Regions from separate parts of the Homo sapiens genome. Here region 2 is linked to region 1. A link is an interaction called in ENCODE POLR2A ChIA-PET data of the cell type or tissue named here. Cell type or tissue: OCI-LY7. All regions are shown on one strand. Links, peaks and the distances in the headings refer to the core of each region. The heading gives the core; the rest is flanking DNA. Region 1 holds the start of MIR133A1HG (MIR133A1 host gene). Region 2 holds the start of LINC01900 (long intergenic non-protein coding RNA 1900).

Evidence for each region. ChIA-PET counts read pairs that join two places held together with the same protein. Peaks named below come from ENCODE experiments on the same cell type or tissue, not always from the same donor. Only the 100,000 strongest peaks of a DNase experiment are listed, where the experiment ranks them.
Region 2: POLR2A ChIA-PET joins it to region 1 with 10 read pairs; 2 of 35 experiments call an interaction of 5 or more read pairs at or near these places.

The regions. Positions count from the first base shown.
Region 1 is chr18:21,822,517-21,838,579 of GRCh38, forward strand. It overlaps MIB1 (MIB E3 ubiquitin protein ligase 1), which reads left to right. Exons shown (of 21, transcript NM_020774.4): 13 at 15,849-15,981. MIR133A1HG (MIR133A1 host gene) reads right to left here and starts at 8,890. Exons shown (of 3, transcript NR_110369.1): 1 at 8,806-8,890; 2 at 8,104-8,278; 3 at 2,963-6,936. It overlaps MIR1-2 (microRNA 1-2), which reads right to left and starts at 6,572; the gene lies at 6,488-6,572. MIR133A1 (microRNA 133a-1) reads right to left here and starts at 3,269; the gene lies at 3,182-3,269. In OCI-LY7, for the core only: no CTCF peak of the experiment used is centred there; no DNase peak of the experiment used is centred there.
Region 2 is chr18:21,968,492-21,984,554 of GRCh38, forward strand. It overlaps LINC01900 (long intergenic non-protein coding RNA 1900), which reads left to right and starts at 12,603. Exons shown (of 3, transcript XR_001753529.2): 1 at 12,603-12,668. In OCI-LY7, for the core only: no CTCF peak of the experiment used is centred there; no DNase peak of the experiment used is centred there.

The sequences.
Region 1 (16,063 bases), core at 4,273-9,272:
TGCCTTCTTTATTCCTACTTCCTTAAGACATTTTTAGGTAGTTGTGACTATAGATTGCCAGATAGAGTGTGATTTTAATTGGACACTGAAGAGTATCAGATGACACAGCTTATATTACCAGTTGTAATTGCAAATTGGGATGTTTTGAATTCTTTTTTTCATATCAAATTTCTTTTTCTTAAGGTTGATTTTTCCCCCCCTATACTGTCCAGTGATGTCAGAAGACAGAAGGTGCCATTTTTAGTGTACTCGGAATTAAAAATAACAACCAGTCTTTTTGGCCTTTATACTATAGAAAACCAGCAGGGTGTGGTGATTTACATTTGTAATCCCAGCGACTTAGGAGGCTGAGGCAGGAGGATTGCTTGAAGCCAGGAGCTTGAGATCAACCTGGGCAATGTAGCAAGACCCTGTCTCTAAAAAATTAAAAAATTAGGCTGGGCGTGGTGGCTCATGCCTATAATCCCAGCACTTTGGGAGGCCAACTCAGGCAGATCACTTGAGGCTAGGAGTTTGAGACCAGCCTGGCCAACATTGTGAAATGCTGTCTCTACTAAAAATACAAAAATCAGCTGGGTGTAGTGGTGCGCACCTGTAGTTCCAGCTACTCGGGAGGCTGAGACATGAGAATCACCTGAACCCAGGAAGCAGAGGTTGTAGTGAGCTGAGATTGCACCACTGCACTCTAGTCTGGGTTACAGATCAAGACTGTATCAAAAAAAAAAAAAAAAAGAATCAGCTGGGTGTGGCATCACAGACTTTTAGTCTCAGCTACTTGGGAGGCTGAGGCGAGAATATTGCTCGAGCCTAGGAGTTTGAGACTGCAGTGAGGTATGATCGTGCCACTGCACTACAGCCTGAGCAACATAGCAAGACCCTGTCTCTAAAAAAAAAAAAAAAGAAAGAAAAGAAAAGAAAACCAGATATAGCACGTTGTTATTTCCAGAACCTGATGAAGTGTCTAGATGTCCTATATTTTTGAAGACTGTCCTTTGAAGTCTCTATTTCAAAGGTGCAGATCAATATGAGTCTAGATTTCAAAGCTGATCTTGATGTTTTCTCATAGTATGATAGTAACTGAAACACATTAAGAGAAAAGAGTTACAAAGCCATTTATTGTTGTCTTTTAGAATTGTGGAAGGGAATATAAATTTTCACTATGAGACCCTGAGTACTTTGGTTGTGCTTTATAAAGTTTGGAGCATTTTAAGTAGAAATTACACCATGTTTTAATACAGTTTTGTTTTTTTTGAGAAATCTTAACTAAGAACAATGCTGTTTGTCTGTTCTGATAGTTAATATTTATAGGCATGTTTTCATCTAGAGTTTAGCCATATTTATCATCTCTTAGTATATAGGTAAAATTTTGGATTTAAAGTAAGAGTAGAAATTATTTCTGCTGATAAAAGTGAAAACTGAATTTCTTTGGAGTAGCATAATCAGCATGTTACTTAGGTACTTTCTGTAAAGATGCTGCATTTTTAGCTGTTTTTAGAGCTCCCTTACAGGCATGAAAATAAATTAGTCAGCAGTATTCTCTGCAGAGCTGGCAAAAACAATCGATAGGTATTTTGGAAGTACAGGTAACAATAATATAATTATAAAGTTTATATAGTATTTACGAATTTTTCTTGAATAGAAATTGAATGTGAAAAGTAAACGTAAAATATGAGTGAATCACCTGATGTGATATATGTTGTTTTTAGGTTGGTACTAAGATAATTTCACAGGCGTTTCTTATTTGCTTACTAATTCCCACAAAGACACATATTACAAATCTTACTGAATATGTGAGCAACTCATAGTTTTCCTTCTCGAATGTTGTGATGCTTTTTTTACTTTTTAAATTCTGAAATATGGTCTGTAAACAAGACTATGTTGGCTATTTGAAGATTTGATAAGCTGTACTGTATTTTGGTGTTTAATGCTTTCCTTACAACTGTAAACATGCTGAGTGCTATCTACAAAATATAGCTGAGTCTATTCGGTAATAGGATACTTAGAGTGTGTTTTCTCTAATGTATGCTCATGCATCTACTCTCAAACACCATATTCCTTGTAATACACAAATGTACTTTCTGTGACTGAGGTGTAATTAATAGGAGGAAGAAGATCTTGAATGAAGTGATAAGATATATATTTATATATGTCTCCTTTTGCCCACAGTCTTTTAGAGAATGATGTTCATTTTGAAATGGAGGAGTGGTCAGGAGTTGAGAATGTGTGAACATCTGGGTCTTTAAACTACTCTTGTCTTCAGTAATCTTCATTAATTGCTGAAATGTTTGTCTCTATTAAATAATATTAAATTATCTATAGTTTTATTGCAATCATTAAGAAAATTATACGGATGTTAGAGTAATTGTCACTTTTTTTCTTTACTTCAGTTTATCCCCACTGAAGGAGAATATTGTGTGTATATTTTTTATAAGGGACAAAGAAGACAGTGAGGAGAGTCATAGTATTTATTGTTAGCAGAGTTCTTCATTTTACAGCTGTGAAAACAAATATGGAGAGGTGAAATATTTCATGAGTAAAAGTAGTGATGCTTAGCATTTTCTTTCTTTTTTGAAGACTAAAAACCTTTGATTCAGGGTCAGAAGAACTAGATAACTGTTTTAAGCCTCTCCACAAGATATTCTACAGTTATCATCTTTTTCACCTTACCTGCTAACATTCAGGTAAATAGCGGTAAAATTAAAGGCCAATACTATGGAAGATAGTGACTAAACATTTCTAGAGTGTTATATAATGTTACAGTTTTCTTTAATTTAAATATGCACACATCCATGTAAACCACACTGTACAATCCCATTATGTGTTCAGGTGGGTTTTAGGTGACCTTTCCAGATATTTTCTTCCTTTGAAGGAAGTTTTTGTTGTTGTTGTTATTATGAAGCATAGCCTACATTTTATTACCAGTTCTTTTCTTTTCTGAAGGATAAGAAATTTAATACCAAGAGACCATAATAAGTAAAATTTTTATTTGAAATCCTTAAGTCATCCATACATTTTTCATAAAGCTTTTTATAAACATCTTTAACCATTCTAGCTTTTCCAGGTAGAATTAACAGTAACAAGTTATTTGATTATAATCACAGTCTGCATAATGTAAATAAGTTGAAATTAGTTGGCAAGTAATTGATATTCACAAATGAAAACGTTGGTTGTCCCGTAGTAATCAATGCATAGCTACAGCTGGTTGAAGGGGACCAAATCCATTGAAGAGGCGATTTGGTTCCATTTTACCAGCTCTAGCAAAGCATTGTAGTGCTGCTAGTTTGGAATCCAAAACAGTTAAATGCTTTTCATTGGTAAAATTACAGTCATGGACCTTCTACAAGTGTTAGAAATTATCATACCAATGCTTCAGTCACTGAATGTCAAATTTTCCATTTTGAAGTCACTTTCCTACTGTTTTCCTGCGCTTAATGGTTTAAAAATCTTTTCCTTTTAACACATTACTGCATTAAGGAATGATCAATGTACGTCTTTGTTTTCAACATCTTTGCTTCTTTTTCTTTTTCTAATCTTGTCCACAGCCGAAGTCTTTGCTTAATTCTTACATGTAGACAATAAGCTATTTCAAAACCAATAGTATTTAAAGGAACAAATAGACCTTGATGTATTTTAGAGTAATGTTTTCCATTTATCTCTAGGCAGCAAACCAGATAAATAGTTAAGCTAAAAGGTTGGGGAAGAGTTCAGTTAGTCACCCCCTTCTACTGCCACTGCTTCTTTTAGCATTATAGTTGAGGGCTAATAGCAAATTGTTGATGGGTGTAGGAATATCAGTGGCCTTAAGAAAGTACCTCTGCCCTTTGATTTATAAATAGATCACATGTGTATTCAGTGTATTGCTTGGACTTGTGTCGAAAGGAACTACCATGCATGCCAGTTTTTCTTTGTTTTTGCTTACGTGGTGTTACTAATCATAGCTTAGTAATTTAACCCTTTTAAAGGTCTATTTCCTTGACTAAGTTCTTTGTCATTTTGGGTACAGATTGCCAAGTTACTTCTCATTATCGCCTTAGTAATACATGGTGGTTAGTTACAATCCATGGATACAAGTATTAAAATCTATTGTGTGGATAATACTTGAAAAATCAGAGTAAATTTTTGTTATAATGTGGTTTTACTGTTGATTTCAATGTCTTGAGAGGGGTGTCTTCTTGCATAAAATAAAAGTTTGATAAATTATAATTTGCCTATAAAGTTAAGTGCTCTCAGAGAAATATAGAGTAGAGAAATATTCTTTACAGTTACTATTTTAAACTGAGAGGTCAACGCTAATTCAGGCAGTATGCAAATGACTCTTACACTAAGTATATTCTGCGTCTGTTGGTTGGTAAGTATCATACTGCTGGTGAAATTAACTACAATTCTTTTTCATCATTTTTTCTAGTAGAAGTGAAACAGGTGTTAAACTGCCTAAACTTAAGTGCTGAAGATAGCAATAATACTGGCTTCTATTTTTACTAGTTATATGGGAGCTGTTTAGCAGATCCAGTTGCTCAAGTGTGTTTTTGGATGGCAGTTCAGTTTCATATACTGGCCATATCGGGGCAAGGAGAGGCCATGGGAAAAAAATAGTACAGCATTTGATAATGTCAGCATCTGTTATCCCTGTCAGGGAGACAGTTGAAATGTTTGAGTTATACCAGTGTCAGCAGATGCCCAGAGTTTAATATGTACTCAGTTAAAAATGAACAGCTGATCTAAGTGATAGATGTGACATTTTAGAGTGATTGAAAATACTCTTAGATAAGTTAAACTCGCAAGCACCAGAATCAGCATATAATTTTACTTTTAAAAATGAATAGCCTGTCATTTTATTTTCTAAGGATTATTTATATAGTCTTAATATTATAGCAAAGAGAGTCTTAGTTGCTAGGATGTTTGAGAAGGATTATTAAACAACTTGTATACCTATAGAATGACCAATATAACTGTTTATTATAAAACACAAGTAGAGTAATAAGCTTTGAGTATTTTTATAGAAGAACCTCTACTTTTGAGGTATATATTTTGAGTTCTTGGTATTTAGGACCTATACAGGTAAACTTACCAAATAGAACATGAATCATTGCCATTCTGTTTTGTGGATGATCAGAAGGGCTATGCTTATGTGAGTTAAGCTTTGAACTAATTTCTTTGAAAGTGTAGAATTTTAAAATTATGTGCCTTTTATAATTTCCAGTAAACATGCAGTAACACATATGATGCCATGTGTAAGTCATTCTCATTCTTTATAATCTGATAAAATGAAAATCATCTTTGTATTAACTAGTCTTATTAAACAGAAAATGAACTATAGTTAAACTTAGTCATTTCCATTCAATTTCTGATACAAAAAATTTAAAATATTATGCTTTTATACATGTGTAAATATTTCAGTTGAAATAATACTTTTAGTAAGAAATGGTTAGAATATGTGAATATTACTCTTATTTTCTAACTTTGTCATTAGTAGCTTAAAACAGGTACTGCTTATAAATTTTGCTAAGAGCATTATTTGGAATTTTTTATAAATAATATACAAACTGTGTGAAATAAAAGTATTTTGATATTTCTAAACAATGGATTGATCAAGTTTAGAGAAATTGAATTGTAATTGCATAGTACAATAAAAACAGTTCTTCGATCTGTATAAATTGGTTCTTGACTATAGTGCTTTCATTTTACATGCCCTCTTTGGAGAAAGCAAATTCGAAGATAATACAGATAAATTAATTTCTTTTAAATATTTGGTAGTCTGTTACCAATATACCCTGCTGACTTACAGCTGTGGACCAGAATTTTGTCATTTTTCATGCTTAAATCTTACATTTTAATTAATTTTAAGTTTTAACTTCACATTTAAAGTAGAGATTTGGGTTAAGACCCTGATAAACTTGAGAAGGAAGGACAAGGGCCACTATGTTTGTAGCTGTCAAAAAAGAAAGCCTTTTTAAAACAACAAAACTTTTGGTCAGAAATTCCTCTAATATTAATTATACATTTATCAAAATGAGAAGAAATAGCTTATTATGTGAATGAAGCCAGCTCTTAGTATCTTATTTTTCTGTACAAATCAGTGAGCCCTACTAATGAGATATACTTAAGATTAAATTGTGGAGACAGAAAATAGGTCATGTGTATTCCTCATTCTTTTGTGCTAGTAATACTATTTTCCCTTTTGCAGTCAAATTTTAATAATGAGAGTGCCTAATTTAAAAATGTAAGATGTCTGTTTTAAACTTAGATGATTTAAAAGGAGTTTCATGATAATTGAAATCTACTTCACTGGATCTTCTTTTCCTTCATGAAATAAAAACCTTAGGGATAGTTTCTATCTATCAGTAGTAGATAACCTTTTTTTTTTGGTGTTAGTATTGCCAAAGGTCATCTGTTCATGACTAGGTTAATTTACCATATGACGGTCATTCACGTAGAAAGAAGCAAGAGCTTCTTTTAGCTCAGTTTAATTCTCCCTTGGTGGTTTATTGCCTACCAAAAATACATACTTCTTTACATTCCATAGCATTGTATGTTCATATGGGTACATAAAGAAGTATGTACTCTGAGTAGGTATTACTAAGTTGTTAGCTGTAAAAACATGAAATATTTTATTTTCTTATTTGTTAGTGAAACATTCAGCTTACTAATGTAGAGCAATGGTAAATCATTTGCAGAGACTAATTTATCGAAGACTAAATTTTGTAACAAGTTTACCTGAAGCATGGCATTAATGGTTCCATATTCTTGGTGGACATAGACATTCCTAAGCATTTGACCAGTTATCTGTTGAACTTTGTCCTGGTTTGATTCTTTTTGCAAGAGATTCAAAGAATCAGTGTAGTGTTACAGAGTGTATTTCGGAAACTTAAGATCAGCCTAGTGTTTCTTCAGTCTTCAGAGTGAATTTCTTCTTTTTTTGTAGTCTGCTTCTAGATCCTACAGGTAGATAGTAATTAATTAAATTCAATTTTTTTTTTACAAACTAGATATCTTACTCAAAACCTAACAAATTAACCAATAAGTATTTCTGATATTGACTCTAGAAGTTGAAACAACAAGGAGAAAAACCAGGATGAGTGTGGGTGAATTGAACTTTTTTAAAGATTATGAATTTTTGTTAGTGTTTTATAAGGTCACAGATAAGAACTCGTGATCATTTGAAAATTTGTCATTCTTTTTTCTTTATTAGTTCCTTACCTGAAGTTTGCACTTTGATGCTTCTCTTTGGGTTAAATACAAATATGAGTTGAATACAAATTCAAATAGATGTAGAAATATCTAATTTTGGTGAGTTTAAGTTGTTTTGATTCTTTAATCTTTTTAGTATAAAGGATAACTGTCAGAATCGTCAACTTTTAGAAAGTATCACTTCAAAGAACTGAAAGGTTTTAGTCTGTGAGCACCTGGGTTTTATTTACCTTGATAGTTTAGAATGAAAAGAAATTATAGTTGGTAAGTAGCCTTCAGTTATTGTGGTATTAGAAGGTTAATTTAAAACCTCAAGAAATTTTCAGATTTGTCAAAGGAGGAAAAAAAAGGGCAGGGATAGTAGAATTTCTGCAGCTTGTGATAAAAAGCTAGTGCAGCTTATAGAGAGCAAATCAGAATGTAGCAGTAGATAGCCCAGCACTACAGCAGTTTCAGCAATGCAGCATTAGAATTACACCATGCACGTTCTGATTTATTTTTGTGGCCAATTATTAGTAAGCATTAAAAAGTATTTTATGATCTGCCAAGTTTCTTGGTTGACTAAACCTTGAAATAGAAGCTAATAGTTTTAGAAAATAAGTATACTTTGGAAGCAGGATGTGACTTACTAGAGATGCAAAATCATCACTTAATCTGAAACAATAATGACTAAATCTTTAATAATGTAAATGACAATAATGTATTTGTACATTTTTAAGATAAAAAGTTACTGCCATAGTATCTGAACAATATTCCTTTTTACACTACATTAGCTCTTAACTTGAATTGTGAAATTAGGCTATGGTTAGATAGAATTTAATTTAACAATGAGAACATATATTGAGTCAATAATAGGTAAGCATGCAGAAAGTCATAAGCATCCTTAAAAGTACAGGCCTTATGGTGCTCTGTTACCTGTAAGCTTAGTGTCATGCAGCATTTGCAGCAGGAAGAAAGGTAGTAACCTAGAGAATCACATCAACAGCAGCCATCTCATCTTGATTGTTCGTTCACTCTATTTGCTGATTCAGCATTTCTTTTCATGAGCCCGGTGAAGGAAGGGGATGTATCAGTGAACACAGAACCTCACCTTTTAAGATAAATTTGAAAAACAAACGAGCAAACAAAAAACAAGCTTACTTTTCCCTCTCCTCCCCTCTTCCCTTTACCAAAAACAAAAACAAAAACAAAAACCACCAACAAAAACAACTCTAAAATTGAATCAGTGTTGGCCATTTGATTTGGAATGTCATATAACAGTCTTGCACAGTTATATAGGGAAAGTTAAGCAATCAAAAAAGGTTGCTACAAAGGCCAAGAAAATGAACCTAGCTTGTCAGATGAAATGCTTCAGAAGAGGGGAAAAAGTTGCAGAAGTTAATTTTATAGTCTAAAAAAGACAAAAAAAAAAAAAAACAAAAACAGAACCCAAAACACACCTTACTCCCCCCAAATAACTGTAAACATTCACCCTGTTTTTCTTTGCCCTCCAGAATACATTGGGTTCTTCTGACTTCTTAGGAAATAGTCTGCATCTTTCTTGCTTTTAGATTTTTTTTTTTTTTTTTTTTGGTTTTTAGTTTCCAGGATTAAATAGTAGAGCTGTAGTGAAGCTACCTTGTCACATCCAGAGGTCAAGTCTGCAAGCGAGGTCAGGACTTCCACATGGTCACTACGAGGCTAACTTATATTCTTCCTCAGTGACCACTGGCTAAACTGTTACAGCTTTATAGGCAGCTAAGCATTTGAAACATGCACTCCCAGGCAAACAGGCTCTCTTGTGCCTCTCTCTTCCCTGACCATATTTAGTCAACCATAGCAAAAAATAGCCTCTCAGCTGTCGATTGTCGATCCAAAAGCTGAGGAAGCCTCAATCTTGCTTTCTGCCTATTGATTGTTCATCCTGCGGTCCAAACACTGCTTAGCCATTTGTCCTGCCCCCCACTTTTTTTTTTTTGAGGGGGGGTAAGCACTGCCAAATAAAGCGGTCTCTCATGTTTCCACTTACATTTCCCAGATTTTCACTGAGCTTGCGCTGAGACTAGGAAAGCCTGATGCACTGTCACTATACTTAGAAGCACTGCAGAGAAAAAAGGAAAGAGGAAAAAAATTACCATGGCTAGTAGCAAGACAATCTTTAGACAGTTATGGAACAAGTGAAGTCCCTCTGCTGCCAAAATACATTTTATAACCTGATTTTTTGATTGATAAAAAATGTTATGGATGGTGATATGTTACATATCTAAAGGCCTGAAAGGATTTTGTAGGGTTATCTTTAGAGCTAGTTGTTGCCATATACATGCTTTTAAAGTTTATTGAATGGAAAATGTATAGAAATGGTAGGTAAGACCTGTATATTGGTGGTGGAGAGACATCATCAAGGGAGAAGAAAGTAGTATGTAAATGAAATCTTAGAAGTGCTACTTAAAACAATTCACTGTCAATTTCAGTTAATTTTTTTTATAATGCTTTGGTAAAAAACAGGGTCCAGTATGCTTTTGAGTAATTATACAAGTATTCAGATGCATTTTATTATGAATTCTACTTTATATTCAAATGTGTAGTGTTTTTGCTGTCCCTTCTACATTGTCATGTTTCTCTAATTTTCTGAAGTGACTTTTAGGCATGATCATTGCACACTTTACACAGATTGAAATAGTCATTAACCTGTCTATAACTCTATTACATAGTATGTGACTCAGAGGTAAAAATACTTTTGTTTTAAATTTTAATAGCATATTCACAATAGATTTTGATACTGAAATTTTTTTAATCAAAGAGAAAAAATATTAAAACATGAAGTCCAGTAAACCTGTGGAGATATAGTTTAAGATCTCACATAAAAATGCAGAAGAGAAACCAGCTATACCTTGTTTTTTAATCCAAATATGTCCTCTTAAGAAACAAGAAAAACTATTACGAGTTTTCTGAGCTTACTCACCTACGGAAGTTTGTCCTTCACATTCTTGTTGTCTTTAGCATTTAATATCATAGCAGTTTAATTATTTTGAATGTCTGTTTTAAAACAGTGGCATAAGGAATACTTCTTTAGATATTGGGCAATTTTAAACAGCTTTCCTAGATATTGAAATAATTTTACTCATATTATGAGAAGATGACATGTCTCAGAGTATAAAGTAGGTTAATTTTCAGTTTTCTCAAGTACCCCATTTTGTTAATGATTTTGTAGCAGTGAAAGTACTTATTTTTTAAGCAAACACTTACATAATGTGTTATGTGCCAGGTTCTCTTTCTAAGCCCTTTATAAATATTAACTCATTTAATTTTCATAACAACCCTATAAAGTAGGATTTGTGATTCTTCTCACATTTTACAGATGAGGAAACTGAGGCACAGAAGTTAAGTAATCTGCTGAAGTCACTAGCCATTGTGGCTAGAGCCAGAATTTGAACTCAGATAATTTGGTTTCAGACTGGGAGCTCTTCACCACTATGCCACATTGCTCCTCAGATTTGTGATAATGAAATGAGTTAGGAAATTATTCCTCTTGGGAACAAAACCATGCATCAAATATATATTGCCAATATCTTTGCCTCAGTATATTCAGAAAGATGATTATTTGATTATTTGTTTATTCATTTCTTCCATTCAACAAAACTTTGAGTTCCCTATACTAGGTATACAAAGTATACCTTTTTGATCAAAATGTGTTCAGTTTTATAGTAACCTGCTTTTAGCATGCCCAAAAGAACTACTGGCAGTTGATCAGTTTTCTTAATAAATTCCTTTTTGAATTCTTGACTAATCTACATTACCGATTTGAGGGATTGTTTATTAATTTACCAAGCATTTATTGAACACCTAATATGTGCTACAGTGCTATTCTAATGTTGTTTTGCCTTAAGTAGTACTAACATGTAAGGCCTCCACAGTTTAGCTAGTAGGGTTTGGGAAAATGTTGCCTGCCTCTGAAGAAAGATTGCAAAGCATGGCAGGCCCTAAAAATTGACCCAGTGCCACTTGAATACTGCATACCAGTGTAGACAGCTGCTTGTCCCCTCTGCTTCTTTATAACTCATTTGTTCATCATTCAGCAAACGTTTGAATACTATCATGTGCCAGGGATTATGGTAGGCACTGCTATTAGTTGTTCTGGAACTTAATGCTTCTTTGGCACTATTCACAAATGCCTGCTTAACTGGTAGTAAGATCTTATCTTTAAAACATCCATGTCCTTAACCTCTTGGAAAACAACCAAATTGAGCATTAGGGAAAATATCTCTAAATCTCATATACTATGCTCCACAGGTGAGACAGTCTATTGGCTTAACAAAATTACTGAATTCTCGAGCTGGTAACACCTTTTTCCCAGTAACTCTACGGACCTCAGTGCTTGCAGCTTAACAGTCTCCTCTTAATTAACTAAAGTGCTGCAGGGAACAGCCTGCTGCTGTCCTTGTGGTTATAGTGTGTCTTCCTAAGATTGCCTGCCTCATGGAAAGAAAGGAGACAGGCTGCTCTGAACTACTGCTGTTGACGTGAGAGTGATGGGACCAGAAACTGTTTTGCTTAACTTTCCCTTAGCTTACCTTGCAGGCTGGGCCCAAAGATGACCTCTTTTCTTGAGGCCCTGTATTATTATTTTTTTTTGAGGGGGTTGGCAATTTTTGATTAAGATGAGAGGGCTGTAGGTCTCTGTTCAAATAATTTATGTAGCACCCTCAAGGAGGTGAACTATAACTTCCCGCTCCTTAAGTGTGGGCTGTACATAGTCACTTCCTTCCTAAGAGCATAGTTTAGAGATACGGAAATGTTTACATTGGAGAAACATGAAGAACACTACTTCAGCCAGATGATCAAGGTTAACTTCTAGAGTCATATGGCATGTTGATAGTATGTACCCTTGGTGTGATGTGATTAAATGACACTTTATCTCTGTGGCCTTCTTACTAAGAACCAATAGCACAGCGTAATCATGAGAAAAGCATCAGACAAATTCCAACTGAGGAATAGTCTACACAATATCCCATTAGTACTCTTCAAAACTGTCAGACTCATCAAAAACAAGGAAAGTCTGGGAAACTGTCACAACCAAAGGGAGCTAAGGAGAAAAGACAACTAAATGTAAAGGGGTATTCTGGAACAGAGAAAGAACATTGAATAAAACTAAGGAAATCTCAGGTGTGGACTTTGGTTAATAACAGCGCTTCAACATTGGTTTATTGAAACAAATGTACCATACTATGTAAAATGTTAGTAACAAGGATGGAGGAGTATATGGGAACTCTGTACTAGCTTTGCAATGTTCTATAAATCTAACATTGCTTTAAAATAGATATTTAAAAACAAAACCAAAAAGTTCACCACTCCTGGCTAGTTGACCCTTGCATTAGTTTTGATTTGGGGCTATCTGCAGTGTTTCTCCACAGCTTAGTAAATCAAGTTGATTTTGCTATAATTGATTTCAAGAAAATATTATGTTTAGTCTCATGTTCTTTTAAAAGTGTATTAAAGGCAGGGAAGTATATTTTAGAATTTTTTTTTTATCAAGACTAGTCTTATTTTTAAAAGATTTATTTAAAAAGAATATGTGAAAATTGTGAAATGGTCAGATTTGTGTGGGGTGGTATAGAGAATAGAGTGGAAAGGAGACTGGGGGCCATTGGGAAGAACAGTTGAGTTTTAAAAAGGAGAAACGGCAGGACAAATTGAATGTGGACATAAGAAGAGAGGAAAGAGTCTAGAATGATTCCCTGGTTTCTGAGTAGAATGGCTGATTAAATGGTAAGAAGGGTAATCAAGATCAAGAATATAGGAGGAGCCCGGGTGCGGTGGCTCACGCCTGTAATCCCAGCACTTTGGGAGGCCCAGGTGGGTGGATCACGAGGTCAGGAGTTCAAGACCGGCCTGGCCAAGATGGTGAAACCCTGTCTCTACTAAAAATACACATAAAAAATTAGCCGGGCCTGGTGGTGGGCACCTGTAATCCCAGCTACTCGGGAGGCTGAGGCAGAGAATTGCTTGAACCTGGGAGGTGGAGGTTGCAGTGAGCCGAGATTGAGCTACTGCACTCCAGCCTGGGCAACACAGCAAGACTCCATCTCAAGAAAAAAAAAAAAATATATATATATATATCCACACACACACACACACACACACACACACACACACACAAACACACACGAGGAGTATTGGGAAAGAGGAGGGGGCAAAGAGGTATTTGTACTATGTTTGAGTATACATCTATAATCTTAGAGTTGTCATAATACTATTATATTGAAGAGTTTCAAAAACGTTTTTAGATTGGGCATGGTGGGTCATGCTTGTAATCCCAGCACTTTGGGAGGCTAAGGCAGGTGGATGGCTTAAGCTCAGGAGTTCAAGACCAGCCTGGGCTGTTACATGGTGAAACCCCGCCTCTACAAAAAATACAAAAAAATTAGCTGGGCTTGGTGGCATGTACCCATACTCCCAGCTACTCGGGAGGCTAAGGCAGGAGGATCATTTGAGCCTGGGAGGTTGAAACTGCAGTGAACTCTGATCGTGCCACTAACTGCACGCTAGCCTGGGCAACAGAGAGAAACTTTGTCTCAGAAAAAAACAAAAGGTTTTTTTTTTTTTTTTTTGAGATGGAGTCTCGCTCAGTCGCCTGGGCTGGAGTGCAGTGGCTCGATCTCCACTCACTGCAAGCTCCACCTCCTGCGTTCACGCCATTCTCCTAAAAACAAAAAGTTTTTAATCAAGCTAATATATGTACATAGTTAAGTCAAATGTTACTACAAAACTTATAATGAAAGAGAAATGTCTTCTGCGTCATCCCTCCTTACCCCTTTTTTGTCCCGACCAACAACTTGGAACTTATCCTGTAATTTCTTAATTTATCAATTATAGGCATCTAGTGATTTCATGTTATGGAAAATGAAGATTTAAAACTAATACCCTCTGTTACTACCATTCCTTTCAACATGATTATATCACAATTTTTGTTTAAATTAATGACAAGTATTTACATTATTATTTTTACATTTTGTTTTTAATAAAACGTTTTTCCACTTTTCACATGATTTAATACTTGTATCTTTTAAATTTTCCAGAACTGTTTACCCCTGTAAATTTTGTTTCTCACATGCTCAAATGTGTAGGGTAAGAGATAATGTATGGCATTAACATCATGACTATCCAAACATCAGTAGTATAATGTCGTACCAATACTTTTTCCCATTGAGAATCTCAAAGTCTATACAATATCTAGTATTTTATTTTAATTTATGGAATGAGGAGGACTAAAATCCTTACTAGTGACTGAAAACAAAAGCAGAAAACCTTAGTCTTCTATGAAGCCCATGAATGGGATTTAGGAGTTTGTAGACTCACCCAAAATTGTATTAATAGGTAAAGATTTTGACATGCATTTCTCTGGAGGAGAGCCTATAGCTTTCCAAAGAAGCCTGTTATCCCCAAACAGTGATTGTTACTCAGTTACAGCCATGGAAGGGGCTCTGTAAGCTGTGATTCTCAGTATACTTTGGGTTCATAAACCTGTTTAAAAAGTCTAATAAAAGGCCGGGCGCAGTGGCTCACGCCTGTAATCCCAGCACTTTAGGAGGCCGAGGCGGGTGGATCACAAGGTCAGGAGATCTAGACCATCCTGGCTAACACGGTGAAACCCCATCTCTACTGAAAATACAAAAAATTAGCCGGGCATGGTGGCAGGCGCCTATAGTCCCAGCTACTCGGGAGGCTGAGGCAGGAGAATGACATGAACCCAGGAGGCAGAGCTTGCAGTGAGCTGAGATCGTGCCACTGCACTCCAGCCTGGTCGACAGAGCGAGACTCCGTCTCAGGAAAACAAACAGACAAACAAAAGTCTAATAAAAGTTTCCAAATGATTTAAGTGTAATTTTAGAGGTTCTTCAATCCTCCACAACCCATTCTCAGACTTCTTGAACTTAGTTCTGCTCTTCGGTGGTTGGAGTTTAAATCTTTAATTCTCTTTTGTATAACTTTCTCTTTTTTGCTTTGAAAATACTTTATTACTGATTTTTAAATTTTAAATATTAAATTATAATGGCCATTTTGTGTGTTTTGCTCCAGACTTGGTTTACCACTTCTAAATGACATATGTCAAGTTTTAACTTTGCAATTCATGATAACCAGCTACACAATAATCGTCAGCTAAGATGGTTCAGCATATATAGTGTATTAATTATCACAGTTTTTCCTACTTCTAAAAATTATTATCTGGCTGTTCTTCATTAACTCTTTCATTAATAAATACTGTTGATACTGAACCTGAGAGGTTCCCCAAAGCCAAAGTGGTGCCCTCATTAGGGTATATTTCTTTTCTCTTTGGTTTTTTCCTCTTAGGTTTCCTCCTTGTAGCACTTCCATTCTGTTTTGATTCTATTTCCCAGATAGTAATAGTGTGTCTACCTCTCAAAATATCAAAAAGCTAGCTGGGCATGGTGGCATGTACCTGTAGTCTCTGTCAAGGCCAGCCTGGGCAACATAGCAAGACCTCATCTCTTAAAAAAAAAATTAAATTAAAGCTGCACATTTGAGATTAGAAAAGTAGAATTTCTATTTGTCTCTAAGAGCATTTTTTTCTTTAAAGAGGAGTATCTTCATTTGATTGCAAACTTTTCTTTTGAGTATATCAAATTATGCAAATATAGAAATAATGTGAATTTAACTTTCAGTGCAATGCGTGTTTTACTATCTAAATTACCAAGACCATGGATTGTGGATGAGAAGAAAGATGATGGTTATACTGCCTTACATCTGGCTGCCCTTAATAATCACGTAGAAGTGGCTGAACTGTTGGTACATCAGGTAAGAAAAGAGTTAAATAATTCCCTCTTTTTTATTTTTTTTTAAACAATTTGGGACCATTGCCATTCATTTATTTATTGCT
Region 2 (16,063 bases), core at 6,330-11,329, 150 kb after region 1:
GAAAAGACCTATTAGTAAATGATTATAAAGTACTTGGCTAATCAAAATGAGAGTGAAATAGCCCTCTGATAAGGCAGGGCCATGGCAAGCATTGATAACCCGGACCTCACTGGCCCTGGAGTTCTTTGTGAGGTCTAGCCTTGGCAGGCCCCACATGATCCGTATTGCCTCTGCGTCCCAGCACGCCATGTGGATTGGGTGTGTCCTGGGAGCTGAGCACTGTGCAGACTGTGCAGAACCTGGACAGTGCATGGTCCCTGCGTCCTAGCTTAAAACTGATCCCACTGTGATGGCATGACCTAGCCTTGGGGGGTCAGTTTTTACTAGCTTGTCACATAGGCTCAAGGCAGTTTGTACACTGCAGGAACACATAATTTTAAGTGTTTGAAAACACCACTAGACCGATACTTGTACACCCATGTTCACAGCAGCGTTGTTCACAGCAGCGTTATTCACAGCGGCCAAAAGATGGAAACCACACAAATGTCTATCGGTAGATGAATGGAGAAACAAGACGTGGAATGTACATACAATGGAGTCTTAGCCTTAAAAAGGAATGAAATTCTTTAAAAAAAATTTTTTTTTATAATAGAGGCAGGGTCTCACTATGTTGCCCAGGCTGGTCTCAAACTCTTGGGCTCAAGCACTCCTCCTGCCTCAGCCTCCCAAAGTATTGGGATTTCAGGCATAAACCACTGTGCCTGGCCTTCTCCTCTTGAATATCAATATATTTCCTTAAAAGAATGGGGCCTGAGGCGGGCATGGTGGCTCACGCCTGTAATCCCAGCACTTTGGGAGGCCGAGGCGGGTGGATCACCTGAGTTCAGGAGTTTGAGACCAGCCTGGCCAATATGGTGAAACCCCATCTTTACTAAAAATACAAAAGTTAGCTGAGTGTGGTGATGGGCGCCTGTGTAAATATACACAGGTGGTGGGCGCCTGTGTAAAAATACAAAAATTAGCTGAGCGTGGTGGTGGGCGCCTCTCAGCCTCCTGAGAGGCTGAGACAGGAGAATTGCTTGAACCCGGGAGGCGGAGGTTGTAGTGAACCCAGATTGCGCCACTGCACTCCAGCCTGGGCAACAGCGTGAGATTCTTAAAAAAAAAAAAAAAAAAAAGAATGGGGCCTGCAGTTTCCTATGTATGTATGTATGCATTGGAAAATTTGTGCCTGTAGTTGTTGTTCTTCCCTCACTATTCAGAAACTTCTGGAAATTCAATGTTTCCTAATAACTGGAGCTACAGTTATCACTTCAGTTGCCAAATGAGTTGGGTAGGAATCTGAACTCGCTGTTCTGCTCTCACCAGAAGCAACACCAAACATTTAGGTGCTGAGGGCTCCTGGCAGGGTGCTGTGGGAAGTGCAGGGAAGCCCCTGACACAGGACCCCAGGGATGTGCTGCTGCCATAGGGAGCGGGCAGGAAAGGGGAGGAATTGGACACAGCTGGTCTAACCTTCCAGCCTCCCCGCTGGCCCCACCTGCCTCCTCGAGTCTCTGACTGCTTAGGATTTCATGCTCGACCTTTGCTGAACTCTCTCTCTCCAAACCAGCCTCTTAGAATTTTGTCTGTTCCTTTGATAGGTGGAAATGGATTGCATTTTAAAATGTCTCCCTCCTCATTTATATAATGGCAAGTAAAAGAAAAAAATAGTTTCCCCCTCAGCCAAGTGCAGTGGTGCACCTGCAGTCCCAGTGACTCGGGAGGCAGGAGAATCACTTAAACTCAGGAGTTCTGGGCTGTAGCATGCTATGACTGTGCCTGTGAATAGCCACAGCACTCTAACCTGGACAATGCAGCAAGACTCTGTCTCTAAAAAAAATCCAAAAAACAAAAAATAAATGGTTTCCCCTGGAACTTTCATTTCAGGTACCAGCAAGACTTGTTTAGCCAAAAACAAGAGAAGAAAAAGACATGAGTAGGTATGTCGTAGAAAAGAAAATATACGCGAATACGATACATTTAAAGAGACACCCAGAGTTATCAGTAGTCCGCAAAATAAAAATCAAGGCAGCTGTTGGCATACCATTTTGCATCCTTTGATTGGCAAAAAAACAAAATGTCTGACAATACTAAATGTTGGAGAGGATCATCTTACACATGCTAGTGGGAGTATAATTTGGTATAACCACGTTGAAAAGTTGATTGGTCTTAGTTCCTAAAGTGGCATATTTACATACCTTATGACTGAACAGTTCCACTCTATGGGATACACGAAAGAGTGATTTCTGCACCATAACAATAACAACAGCAACAATAACAATAAAAGGGATAAGTACAAAAATGATCAAACAGTACTGTTCACAATAGCGAAACACTGGAGACATCAGGAGAATGTATAAATAAGTATTATGTAGCAATTGAAATGTATGGACTAAGCAATATATAACAATGAGAATGAATCTTTGCATATGTTAAAAGTCCCAGAAGATTAGTGACAGCATGGTACCCCTTTTTATAATTAAAAACAATGTCAATAACTGTATTCTTTAAAATATACATATAGACTCAATACAACTATTTACAAAGGAAAGCCAGGGCAGGATGAACAGGAGATTCAAGCAGCTATGAAGGAGGCTAGGATGGGGCCACATGGTTTGATGAGGGCCATTGCCCAGTTCCTTGCTTTTATTTTGGGTGGTGAGTTTGAGGGTGCTTATTGCATTATTAAAAAGAAGTAACTAAATAACAGCAGGTGCAGAAGTCAATGAAGATGGCCGGGTGTGGTGGCTCACACCTATAGTCCCAGCACTTTTTGGGAGGCTGAGGCGGGCAGACTGCTTGAGCTCAGGGGTTTGAGACCAGCCTGAGCAATGTGGCGAGACCCTGTCTCTACTAAACAACAACAACAACAACAACAACAACAACAGAAAACCCAGGTGTGGTGGTGGCCGCTTGTGGTCCCAGCTACTTGGGAGGCTGAGGTGGAAGGATTGCTTGAGCCCAGTGGGTGGAGGTTGTAGTGAACCGTGATCATGCCACTGCACTCCAGCCTGGGTGACAGAGGGAGACCCTGTCTCAAAAAAAGTCAACGAATAGAGTCCAGGATGATGATGAGCCAGGATGATGATTCAATCACAATCTGACACTATGTTCCTGAGAGTCCCTTGTCCCTCTTCCCTGTCTCCCAAAAACAAACCAAAGAAGCCGAGTTAGCAGTCAGCAGAACAGCAGCTCCTTCCACCTTGTGGTTTCTGCATCATAGGGGAGCCTCTTATCCCCACTAAAGCCTCCCTTGTCCACCTGAGGATATCTGCAAATGCCACTCTTCCAGATTCATTTCTTTTTGCTTCAGTTCCCCTGCCTTCTCTAAAAAAGCATACAGTGTTACTGCAGGGTGGTAGAGTATGATTCATTAGTCATGAATGTGTATTTTCAGAACAATCTCAATGATCTCTTCATGCCTCTACATAGAGATTTATTTTAATATAGAGATGGGGGTCTCGCCATGTTGTCCAGACTGGTCTTGAATCCCTGGGCTCAAGTGATCCTCTTACCTTCAGCCTCCCAAAGTGCTAGAATTATAGGCATGAGCCACTGCGCCTTTTAACAATGGCATAGATTGAGCTGCCCCATTATTTATGTAACGACTCTTTTATTTATGAGCATTTAGATTGTTTCTAGTTTTTAATTTCACAAACAGATGCTACAGTAAATAAAATTGCTGCAAGGAGTATTCTTTCTCACTTGGGTGAGCATGCCAGTAGAGTGAATTTCTAGAAGCAGAATTGCTGAGTCAAAAGAAATACATATTTACATTTTGGTGGCCACTGCCAAATTGCCTCCAAAATGGTTCTACCTATTGCCAGACCCACCACCAACACGCCATAGCAGCTATGTTAGGAAGCCGTGTTTTTATGGTTTCTTTTGTTTTCCCTGAGCTGGCCTGGGAGTTGGAGTGGTTCTAGGACTGGGGACCAGGGAGACGCAGCACTCACCTCCTCACCCTTAACCTCTGCCCTCTGTGTCCTGGTTGCTGATGGGCAGCAACCAAGTTGTTCTTCCCCTTGGCACTGACAGGGCCACCGTGTCCTCTCTGCCTGTCGCTTTTCCCTTGCAGTCAGTGAATGGGTCGGCCTGGCCTGGCAGTGCCTGGGTTGCTAGGAAGTGGTGAGGGGGGTTTGCCTGAGGGGGATGTGCTTAGGATTGGTGAAAACTCCATTTAGGATGAAAGCGGCAAACATCTATATAAATCCAAACTTGAAAGTACAACCCCATAAATAACGGGACTGGGGAAGTGCCAAAACATGTTACAAGATCAACAAAAGCCTGTTGTCACTCATTCAGAAACCTGACATCTCTTCTTTTGGATTCAGAAATCCCAAGGTTTGGTTTCAAGGTGACTACAACTTTCCACCTAAAGCTCACATTCATTTGTTCTGCCGTGTCTGCAGTATGTGGCAGAAAAGAAAAGAAAATCTTTACCTTTTGCTCTTCCTTTTATCAGTTTCATCAAGGTCCATCTAGCATGCTTAGCATGCAGTTAAGTCTATTTTTAGGAGAATTTTTTTTTTTTTGAGATGGAGTCTTGCTCTGTCACCCAGCTGGAGTACAATGGTGCAATCGCGGCTCACCACAACCTCTGCCTCCCAGGTTCAAGCGATTCTCCTGCCTCAGCCTCCTGAGTACCTGGGATTACAGGTGTGTTGCCACCACACCTGGCTAATTTTTGTATTTTTACTAGAGATGGGGTTTCACCATGTTGCCCAGGCTGGTCTCAAACTCCAGACCTCAATTGATCTGCCTGCCTCGGCCTCCCAAAGTGCTGGGATTACAGGCATGAGCCACTGCGCCCAGCCGAGAATTTTTAAAATTTATTTTTATTAATTTTTTAAAATCATTATTATTATTTTTTTTAGACAGTGTCTTGCTCTGTCTCCCAGGCTGGAGTGCAGTGGCATGATCTTGGCTCACTGCAACCTCCACCCCCCGACTCAAGTGATCCTCCCACCTCAGCCTCCCAAGTAGCTGGGACCATAGGCACACGCCACCACATCAGGCTATTTTTTTTTTTTTTAGTAGAGATGGGGTCTCGCCACGTTGCCCAGGCTGGTCTCAAACTCCTGAACTCAAGCAATCGCCCACTTTGGCCTCCCAAAGTGCTGGGATTACAGGCGTGAGCCACCACATGCACCTGGCCAAAAATTTTTTTATGATACCAATAAATAGATACAGGGGTCTTGCTCTCTTGCTCAGGCTGGTCTCAAACTTCTGGGCTCAAGTAATCCTCCTGTCTTGGCCTCTCAAAGTGCTGGAATTACAGGCATGAGCCACTATGCCAACCCGGAATAGGTAATTTATTTATTTGACTTTTATTTTAGGTTCAGCGGATACATGTGCAGGTTTGTTACCTGGGTATATTGTGTGATGCTGAGCTTTGGGGTATGAATGATCCCATCACCCAGGTACTTAGCACAGTACCCGACAGTTAGTTTTTCAACCCTGGCTCCCCTTCCTCTCTCCCACCAGGGGAATATTTTCACTAGACTTTGGGTCAAACTGCTATCCAGTGTCCTCACTTAACTGAGTTCATATGAACCTTCATGAGGTTCTGAGTCCTTTTGTCCTGGAGGACGTGAGCCACAAGTGGGCTCTTTTAGAATTCAATTACAAACCAGAGCCGGGGTATGAGAACCACTTTTCTAAGCCTAGAGGCCTGTGGTGAAGATGGTGTGAGGTTAGGGTCTTGTCAAAGAAAACTCAAATTGTGGCTGGGTGCAGTGGGTCACACCTGTAATCCCAGCACTTTGGGAGGCCGAGGCTGGTAGATCACCTGAGGTCGGGAGTTTGAGACCAGCCTGGCCAACATGGTGAAACCCCATCTCTGGTAAAAATACAAAAATTAGCTGGACACGGTGGCTCACGCCTGTAATCCTAGCTACTCGGGAGGCTGAGGCACGAGAATCACTTAAACCCGGGGGGGCGGAGGTTGCAGTGAGCCGAGATCGCGCCACTGCACTCCATCCTGGGCAACACAGCAAGACTCTGCCTCAGAAAAAAAGAAGAAGACCCAAATTCTATCCCTAGCTGACTCAGACCTTTAGTTTCTTTAGCTATAAAATGGTATCTAGAATTGTTCTGGTCGAGTATGATAAGGATTTGAATTAAGGAGATGGCATGCATGAGGACTTTGAGTGACATGGAAGAGCAGTGAGTATTCTTTGGTATTAAATGTCACCTTTCATTTGTGAGTGTAAAAGCCAAATGTGATGAGGGAATAATCCCTTAGAGTAGCACCAATTTAGGATAGCATTAAGAATGTTAGCTTGATGGCCAGGCACGATGGCTCAGGCCTGTAATCCCAGCACTTTGGGAGGCCGAGGCTGGTAGATCACCTGAGGTCAGGAGTTCCAGACCAGCCTGGCCAACACGGTGAAACCCCATCTCTACTAAAAAATACAAAAATTAGCCAGGCATGGTGGCAGGCACCTGTAATCCCAGCTACCTGGGAGGCTGAAGCAGGGAGAATTACTTGAACCTGGGAGGTGGAAGTTACAGTGAGCTGAGATTGGGCCACTGCACTCCAGCCTGGGAGATACAGAGAGACTCCATCTTAGGAGAAAAAAAGAATGTCAGCTTGATGATCTGATTAGTTTTTGCATTAAGTATACAACTGTATATATCATGCTATTTTAGTTTAAAGGTTTTAGTTTATAAGATGTAAGTTACAAGCATATACAGTTCAGCCTCGAATAACGAAGGTTTGAACTTTGGGGGTCCACTTATTTGTGGATTTTTTTCTTCCTCTCCACCCCTGAGACAGCAAGACCAACTCCTCCTTCTCCTCCTCAGCTTACTCAACGTGAACACGATAAGGATGAAGACATTTATGATGATCCACTTCCACTTAGTGAATAGTAAATATATTTTCTATTCCTTATGATTTTTCTCAATAACATTTGCTTTTCTCTAACTAACGTTATTGTAAGAACATAGTATATAATATATATAACATACAAAATATGTGTTCATTGACTTTTTTTTTTTTGGGCAGAGTTTTTGAGGCAGAGTTTTGCTCTGTCGCCCAGGCTGGAGTGCAGTGGCACAATCTTGGCTCACTGCAGCCTCTGCCTCCCAGGTTCAAGTGATTCTCCTGCCTCAGCCTCCCAAGTAGCTGGGATTACAGGCATGTGCCACCACACTGGGCTAATTTTTGAATGTTTAGTAGAGACAGGGTTTCACCATATTGGCCAGGCTGGTCTCAAATTCTGGACTTGAAGTGATCCACCCTTCTCGGCCTCCCAAAGTGCTTTGGTTACAGGCGTGAGCCACTGCACCAGGCCTCATTGACTGTTTATGTTATTGGTAATGCTTTTGATCAAGAGTAGGCTGTTAGTAGTTAGTTAGGGGGAGAGTCAAAGTTATACTCAGATTTTTGACTGAGGAGGGATTTGGCACTCCTAATCCCATGTTTTTCCAAGGATTAACTGTACTATAATACTGAATGATTACTATACTTCTGGTACCAGAAAGGCTTAATGGCTGTTATTTAACTTAATCCACAAAAAGTCCTATGAGATTGGCAATAAAATTTATCCACTTTGGCTGGGCATGGTGGCTTATGCTTGTAATCCTAGCACTTTGGGAGGCCAATGTGGGAGAATCGCTTGAAGCCAGGAGTTCAAACCCAGCCTGGGCAACATAGTGAGACCCTGTCCCTTCAACAAATTAAAATATTAGCCAGGTGTGGCAGTGTGTGCCTGTGGTCCCAGCTACTTGAGAGGCTGAGGCAGGAGGATGGCTTGAGCCTGGGAGGTCAAGGCTGCAGTGAGTGGTGATTGCACCACTGCATTCCAGCCTGGGCAACAGAGTGAGACCCTGTCTCAAAAAAAAAAAATTACCCATCTTTATATATTATGCACATAACAGAGGTCAATAAATATAAGTACAATAACAATAATAATAAATTACATGTATTATTTTTTATATTTAGGGAGCTAAGCTAAGCACCTTTACATTATTTCATTTATTCCTCCTAATCCTGTGAGGTGGAGAAGATTCTCCCTGTGATCCATACAAGGAAAATAAGATAGACGGAGGTTAAATAATGAACGTAACTAAAGCCAGTGAACTACTAAAAGGCTGGGGGCTGAGATTTGAAACATACAAATACACAGGATAATGCAAAAGCCATTATGCAGTTAAAGCAGCAGGAAGCTTTATTCTTCTTTGAAGTAAAAGAAGGATAATTTTGTTTCCATTTCCATCGGATTCTTAAATACATATGGCAAAAATACCATGCAGTTCAACATTTTATGTTGGAGGGAGCTACTCTATGTCATAAAGCGACCTATTGTAAAGTAAATCATATTTTCCCATAGGAGCAATGTTGTAATAAAGGGCCTTGTTCTTGGCTGAGAATTTCACATCCAATAAATCAAACCGATGACCAACAATATGGTGGAAAAGCAGAACCAAACAATAAAATTACACTTCAAAATCCAAGGATTTCAGAACTCAAAGGGACCTCAGAGACGACAGAGTAAGTAGCTTTAAAACTTTCTAAAGCAGAGAAACCTCTTCTTCAGCAAAATCTTATTAGTCCATAGATAAAACAGTTGAAAAAGAGGCCACAGTATTTGTACAAGAAGGGAGATTTTATATATATTTATGTTTGTGATGCCTTGGGAACCTGTCAGAGAATACAATAAAATGGTGATGAGGAAGAATTGTGGGGATTGTGGCCAGGTGTGAAGGGATCCTTACATGTCACTCTACTCCCTTAAATGGTTGATTTTTTTTTTAAATTATACTTTAAGTTGTAGGGTGCATGTGCACAATGTGCAGGTTTGTTACATATGTATACATGTGCCATGTTGGTGTCCTGCACCCTTTTTTCTTTTTTTTGAGACAGGGTCTCGCTCTGTCACCAGGCTGGAGTGCAGTGGCGTGATCTTGGTTCACTGCAACCTCTGCCTCCCAGGTTCAAGCGAGTCTCCTGCCTCAGCCTCCTGAGTAGCTGGGACTACAGGGACGCGCCACCATGCCCAGCTAATCTTTGTATTTTTAGTAGAGATGGGGTTTCACCATGTTGGCCAGGATGGTCTCGATCTCTTGCCTCGTGATCTGCCCGCCTTGGCCTCCCAAAGTGCTGGGATTACAGGCATGAGCCACTGCACCCAGCCTTTTTTTTTTTTTTTTTTTTTTTTTTTGAGACAGGGTCTTGCCCTATTGCTCAGGCTGGAATGCAGTGGCGTGATCATGGCTCACTGCAGCCTTGACCTCCCTAGCTGAACCCATCCTCCCACCTCAGCTTCCCAATTAGCTGGGACTACAGATGTGAACCGCCATGCCGGGCTAATTTTTGTATTTTTTGTAAAGACGGGGTTTCACCATGTTGCCCAGGCTGGTCTCCAATTCCTGGGCTCAAGCGATCCTTCTGCCTCGGCATCCTGGCATCACACCTGTAATACCAGGTGTGAGCCACCGAGCGTGGCCCCAGATGAAATTAATTTGACTAATATATTTTATTTAATCGAATGCATCCAGTATACTATCATTTTAACATGTAATCAATATAAAATTATTACTGAGATAGTTTACATTTTTTTCATACTAAATCATTGAAACCATTGGTGTGCATTATTCATAATAGCACATCTCAATTCGGGCCAGCCTCATTTCAAGTGCTCATGAGCACTGTGGCTGGTGGCTACAGAGCAGGTGTGCAACACGCTAGGTGTACTGCCTGAATTTCAGTGCACACTTAATGAATGCTAGCTGTCATAAATTTTCTCCCTTTGCTCATGCTGTTACACATCCTCCTCCTTCTCTGTTGAAGTCTTGCTCCTACCTCGAGATTTGGCCAACTGGCCACATCCCCAAAGCCTTCTCCACACATCGCATCAGAACAGATCCCCTCCTCCTTTTTCTGGTTCCTCAATGCCTATTTCTATGGTAGATATTTTGTCTACCTTCATAGAATTTAAGCTCCTAAAGAGTTATAACCCATTTTTGATTCTTTATACCCTGGGTCCTAACTCAATGCCCGGCCCATGGGAGGGGTGGAGTATGTGTCATGTGAATGCATAGAGGGATAGGAGAATTGCTTGGGTGGCAGGGAGGGCGGTTGTGGGCTGCTGGTTTTCTTTTTGTTATTTAATTTTTACATACTGGTGGGCAGAGCCAGCTCCCTCTTTCCCTCTTCCAACTTCCTCTCAAGGTCATTTCCCCAAGCTGGGCCTTGCCACAGAAAAGCCATGATAAGAAAAGCAAATGTCTTCGTTAAACAGTGGCCCCAAGGGAAATCACGAAATGTAAGCAGGGGCACCCAAAGGCACAAACAACACCTTTCACGCGCTCTCTTACTTAGATGTTCTAAACCTTTGTGAAGTGGAAAGAGAAACTGCCCAACCTCCATTTCTTACAGAGATTTGAGCCCGGGAGGGAGAAGGCCCAGGAGATGAGGGTGCAGGAGAAAGGGGCATGTTCTCTGTGAGGTTCTCTCCGTGGAGCAGCCTGTCTGCTCCGGGTGGGGTGGGGGGTCACCGGCACAGGAGGGGCCATGTCACAGGGCAGCTGGGGGTTCCGGAGCAGGGCCGCTGTGTCCGTGGCTCACATTCTTTTATCACTGCTCTTTAGCCCAATTCTCAGTGTCTGTTTTCCTCCTGGTTTCTGCCCCTGAGAGTGAAGTTGGGGGCAGGGAGGGATACTGAGGCATTTTTAAACCCCGGGCTCATCTTTCACCTTTTGTCAAAGCTGTGCGTCAAGTTTGGGGGGCCCCAGCCCTAGTGCATCCCTGTCTCCTGTAACTTTAAGGAACTGCGGAGTTGCTGCGTTTGATGTGTCTTAACTTTTAACACAAAGCACACCAGGGCTGGTTAATGATCATGAACTGTCATGGCAGCCACTCTGCAAAGGTGACATTGATGGATGGAGCCTGCAGCTTTGAGGGAGGCGGGTGGGTGCAGGGGCAGAAGGTTTATTTAAGCCAAGGCTGATAATAGAGGGGCCTTGTGAGTCACTGACCAGCAGGACTTTAATGGGATAAAGAGAAGGGGAGAGTCCCCTTTCTGCACTGCCCTCTGAAGGGGTAGTTCTCATTCTCCTCATCTTGTCTACCAAATAAAAGCATTCCTTGAAGGTTCAGATCTATTTAAAATCTTCTGCTAAGAGGAGGAAAAAAAGCCCACCTCTGTAATCAACCTTGTCATCTTTCTTGGTTTGGCCTCATTTATTTAGAAGTTCATGTTTACCTTACTTAGCCATTTGAAAAAGGCATTCTTAAAGACATTATGTAGGGAGGGTCTAAGTAAGAATGAATTCAATCTTCCAAACAGCCATAATCCCCTTGGGATTACCAATGAAATGTGAATAGGAGTACAATTGGGGTTCCTTAAGTGACTGTATTTTTCAAAAAAAAAAAAAAAAAATTCAGGCTGCATGTGGTGGCTCACACTTATAATCCAAACACTTTGGGAGGCTGAGGTGGGAGGATCACTTGAGGCCAGAAGTTCGAGACCAGACTGGACAATATAGTGAGACCTTGTTTCTACAAAAAATTATCCAGGATTAGTGGCACATGGCTGTAGTCCTACCTTTTCAGGAGGCTGAGGCAGGAGGATTCCTTGAGCCCAGGGGTTTGAGGCTGCAGTAAGCTATGACTGTGCCACAGAATTCCAGCCTGGGCAAAGAGGAAAAAAAAAGGTAAAAATTTGATTTCCATTTTGCTCTGAATTTGTTGATCATCACTCCCTCCAGTGCCACAACTTAGGAAGCATCTGTCTCTCTTTAGGTAAATATCAAGATGTCACTCTCATTTGTAAACAACGCCCATGGTACTTTCAGACAAGCTGCTTTTCATCATGCACTAAGGGTTAGAAGCTAAAGCTTCTTTCTCGCCTTAGATATAGCTGTGCCACATAAGTTTCATAAAAATAAGCTCTTGGTTAGCCGGGTGTGGTGGCGCGTGCCTGTAATCCCAGCTCCTTGGGAGGCTGAGGCAGGAGAATTGCTTGAACCCGGGAGGCAGAGGTTGCAGTGAGCCGAGATCACACCACTGCACTCCAGCCTGGGCGACAGAGTGAGACTCCGTCTCAAAAAACAAACAAACAAACAAACAAACTAACTAACAAAAAAGCTCTCAGGAAAATGGCCTGAACACAGATCCCTCCTTTGGATGGAGATGCCAAATTTGGATCTCCAGGGGACCTCTAATTTCTGAGGGTGGAGGAAGAGAGGCACACTATTGGGGTCCCCGGATAATTTTGTGGACATGAAGGCTGATGTCCACTGGAGACGTCTAGTTGGCTCCTCGCTTACTAAATTCAGCAGCTGATGGCCCCTACTCATTGCTGGACAGCATAAACATCAGGTTCTGGTAAATAAACTCAGGCTATCACGCAACTGCCCAACATGCACTTAAGCTGTGACTGACAGTTTGCTGGGGGCGGACTTAGAGTCTAGGGCCAAAGCTTTTGGGTGCAGAGCCTCCAAGGTTCCAAGATAAACAAATCTGTCGGTGAGAGTGACCAGAGTGTTAGGTCAGTCCAAGGGTCACTTATAGGTCATCCTGCTGGGAGCTTGGTCTCTGCTTTGTGTTTATGCTGGGGAGAAAAGCAGGAGGGGCCAGAGGGTTGGGTCTCCGCTGGGAAAACATCCCTGGCCTACTCATCAGAGCCTCTGGAAGTGGATTGGTATCCCCTCTGCTCCCAGGAATCCAGTAAAAGGTATGGGTGCAGGCTTGTATTTTTTACAGGAGTTGATGAACAAGTTATTTTGGAAATATAGATTGCAAGATGTGTGGGGCCAGCTCACCTGGGCTGCAGAATGAAGCAAGGGTCTTCCAAGGCCTAGAGTGAGGTAATAGATCACTGTGGGGAGCTGGCTGCAGTAAGCATTGGAAAAGACAATTGAAGAAATGGAAAACTTTCCCTGTCCCTCTCCCTCTTCTGGATGTTACAGATTTTCCTGGAAAATATTTTGCCAGGTTTACATTCCTTACCAGCTAGGGGCTTTTTTAGAGAGTGATCTTAATCTTGCTTTTTTCTTGTGCTTGGCTCTCTAAGATTGATAGAGAGGGGAAAGCAGGGGTATGTTTTATAGCTTCCTTAGTTGACTTTTAGCAAAGTGAAGATTGTCCTCCCCCGTGGACCCTTGGCTTAGCCATCTCCCAATTCTCTCTCATTTGAGGACAGTGTGGAGCAGAAAAAAGATGCAACATCAAAAGAAGAGCTGGGCCGGGCGCGGTGTCTCACGCCTGTAATCGCAGCACTATGGGAGGCCGAGGTGGGCGGATCACAAGGCCAAGAGATTGAGACCATCCTGGCCAACATGGTGAAACCCCGTCTCTATTGAAAATACAAAAATTAGCTGGGCGTGGTGGTGCGCACCTATAGTCCCAGCTACTTGGGAGGTTGAGGCAGGAGAATTGCTTGAACCTGGGAGGTGGAGGTTGCAGTGAGCCGAGATCATGCCACTGCACTCCAGCCTGGGCAACAGAGTGAGACTCCGTTTGAAAAAAAAAAAAAAAAGAGCTGATGGCATTTAAAATTTCATTATTGCAGATGAAAAAGACTTTTTAATCTAAAACTCAGTTGCTTGCTATGGAAAATAGCCCAATTTAATAAAAGGTCTAAAGGAGCTAATGTCTTCAGATAAGCCAGAAGCTGGAAGTACTCGCAAACAAGCCCTTGGGGATACTGGTAGGCCACATTAAAATAAACCCAATTTACAAAATATATAATACATTAAAGATGCATTTAAAGATATGTGTAAAGATGCATTAATGGGCCGGGTGCAGTGGCTCATGCCTGTAATCCCAGCACTTCGGGAGGCCGAGGCAGGCGGATCACAAGGTCAGGAGATTGAGACCATCCTGGCTAACACAGTGAAACCCTGTCTCTACTAAAAATCCAAAAAATTAGCCAGGCATGGTGGCACGTGCTGTAGTCCCAGCTACTTGGGAGGCTGAGGCAGGAGAATCGCTTGAACCAGGGAGGCGGACGTTGCAGTGAGCCAAGATCACGCCACTGCACTACAGCCTGGACAACAGAGTGAGACTCTGTCTCAAAAAAAAAAAAAGATGCATTAATGATATATGTAAAGATACATATAAAGATATGATTAAAAGAATTGAAATTATACTGAGGGCGTGGTGGCATGCACCTGTAGTCCCAGCTACTTGGGAGGATCGCTTGAGGCCACAGTAATGTGAGGCTGTAGTACGCTATGATCACACCTGTGAATAGCCACTACACTCCTGTCTGGGCAATACAGCAAGATCTGATTTCTAAAAAAAATTAAATTAAATTAAAAGAAAGAAAGTCGAAATCATACTGAGTGTTTATGACCACAATGGAATCAAACTAGGAATCAATACCAGAAAGGTTAACAGGAGAATCTCCAAACACTTGGAAACTAAACATAAAGAGGAAAGTCTTTTTTTGGAAGTGTCAAGGGAAATTAAAAAACATATTGAACTGAGTGAAAATGAAAATAAAATATACCAAGATTTGTGGGATACAGCTAAGGCAGTGCTGAGAGGAAAATTTATAGCATTAAAGGCTTACACTAGCCAGGCACAGTTTCTCACGCCTGTAATCCCAGCACTTTGGGAGGCCAAGGCGGGCGGATCACGAGGTCAGGAGATCGAGACCATCCTGGCTAACACGGTGAAACCCTGTCTCTACTAAAAATACAAAAAAAGTAGCCGGGCAGGGTGGCGGGTGCCTGTTGTCCCAGTTGCTGGGGAGGCTGTGGCAAGAGAATGGCGTGAACCCAGGAGGCGGAGCTCACAGTGAGCCGAGATTGTGCCACTGCACTCCAGCCTGGGTGACATAGCAAGACTCTGTATCAAAAAAAAAAAAGCTTACACTAGAAAAGAGGGAAAAAACCTATGCCAATCAGAGGGAAGGAAGCAATAAAGATAAAAGTAGATATCAGTGAAATTGAAAACAGAAAAACAATTAAGAAAATCAATGAAGCAATGGTTGGTTTTTAAAAAGATCAATAAAATTGACAAACCTCTAGAAGGAGAGACAAAGCAAGGAAGAGAAAAGACACAAATTACAACTATCAGAAGTGAAATAGGGGCTTTCACTACGTGTCTTGAAAACATCAAAAAGACAATAAGGGAATACTGCAAACAACTCTGCATCCATAAATTTAGATCTGAGATGACTTAGATAAAATGTACTGATTCCTCAAAAAACACAGACTACAGGCCGGGTGCGGTGGCTCACACCTGTAATCCCAGCACTTTGGGAGGCCGAGGCGGGCAGATGACGAGGTCAAGAGATTGAGACCATCCTGGCCAACATGGTGAAACCCCATCGCTACTAAAAATACAGAAATTAGCTGGGCATGGTGGTGCGTGCCTGTAGTCCCAGCTACTCGGGAGGCTGAGGCAGGAGAATCGCTTGAATCCAGGAGGCAGAGGTTGAAGTTAGCCAAGATCACACCACTGCACTCCAGCCTGGAGACAGAGCGAGACTCCATCTCAGAATGCACACACACACACACACACACACACACACACACAACCTCAACTCATCTAAGTTGGAATAGATAATTTCACTAGCTCTATAGTTATTAAGGACATTCACACACACACACACACACACACACACACACACATACACACAAATCTTTAGACCTAAATAGTTTTGCCAGAGCATTCTATCAAATGTTTAAACAAGAATTAGGCTGGGTGTGCTGGCTCACACCTATAATCCCAGCACTTTGGGAGGCCAAGGTGGGAGGATCACTTGAGCCCAGGAGTTCAAGAGCAGCCTGGGCAACATAAGGAGACCCCCATCTCTAAAAAAAGGAAGAAAATTAGCCAGATGTGGTGACACACACCTGTGGTCTCAGCTACTCGGGAGGCTGAGGTGGGAGGATTACTTGAGCCTGTGAGGTCGAGGCTGCAATGAGCCACGATTGTGCCACTGCACTCCAGTCTGGGCAACAGAGTGAGACCCTGTCACACACACACAAATTAAAAAAAGAAAGAAAAAAGAAGTAACACCAATTCTACACAATATTTTTTCCAGAAAATAGAAGAGGGAACACTTCGTGATACATTTGATGAAGCTAGTATAATCTTGATAACAAAACCAAAAAA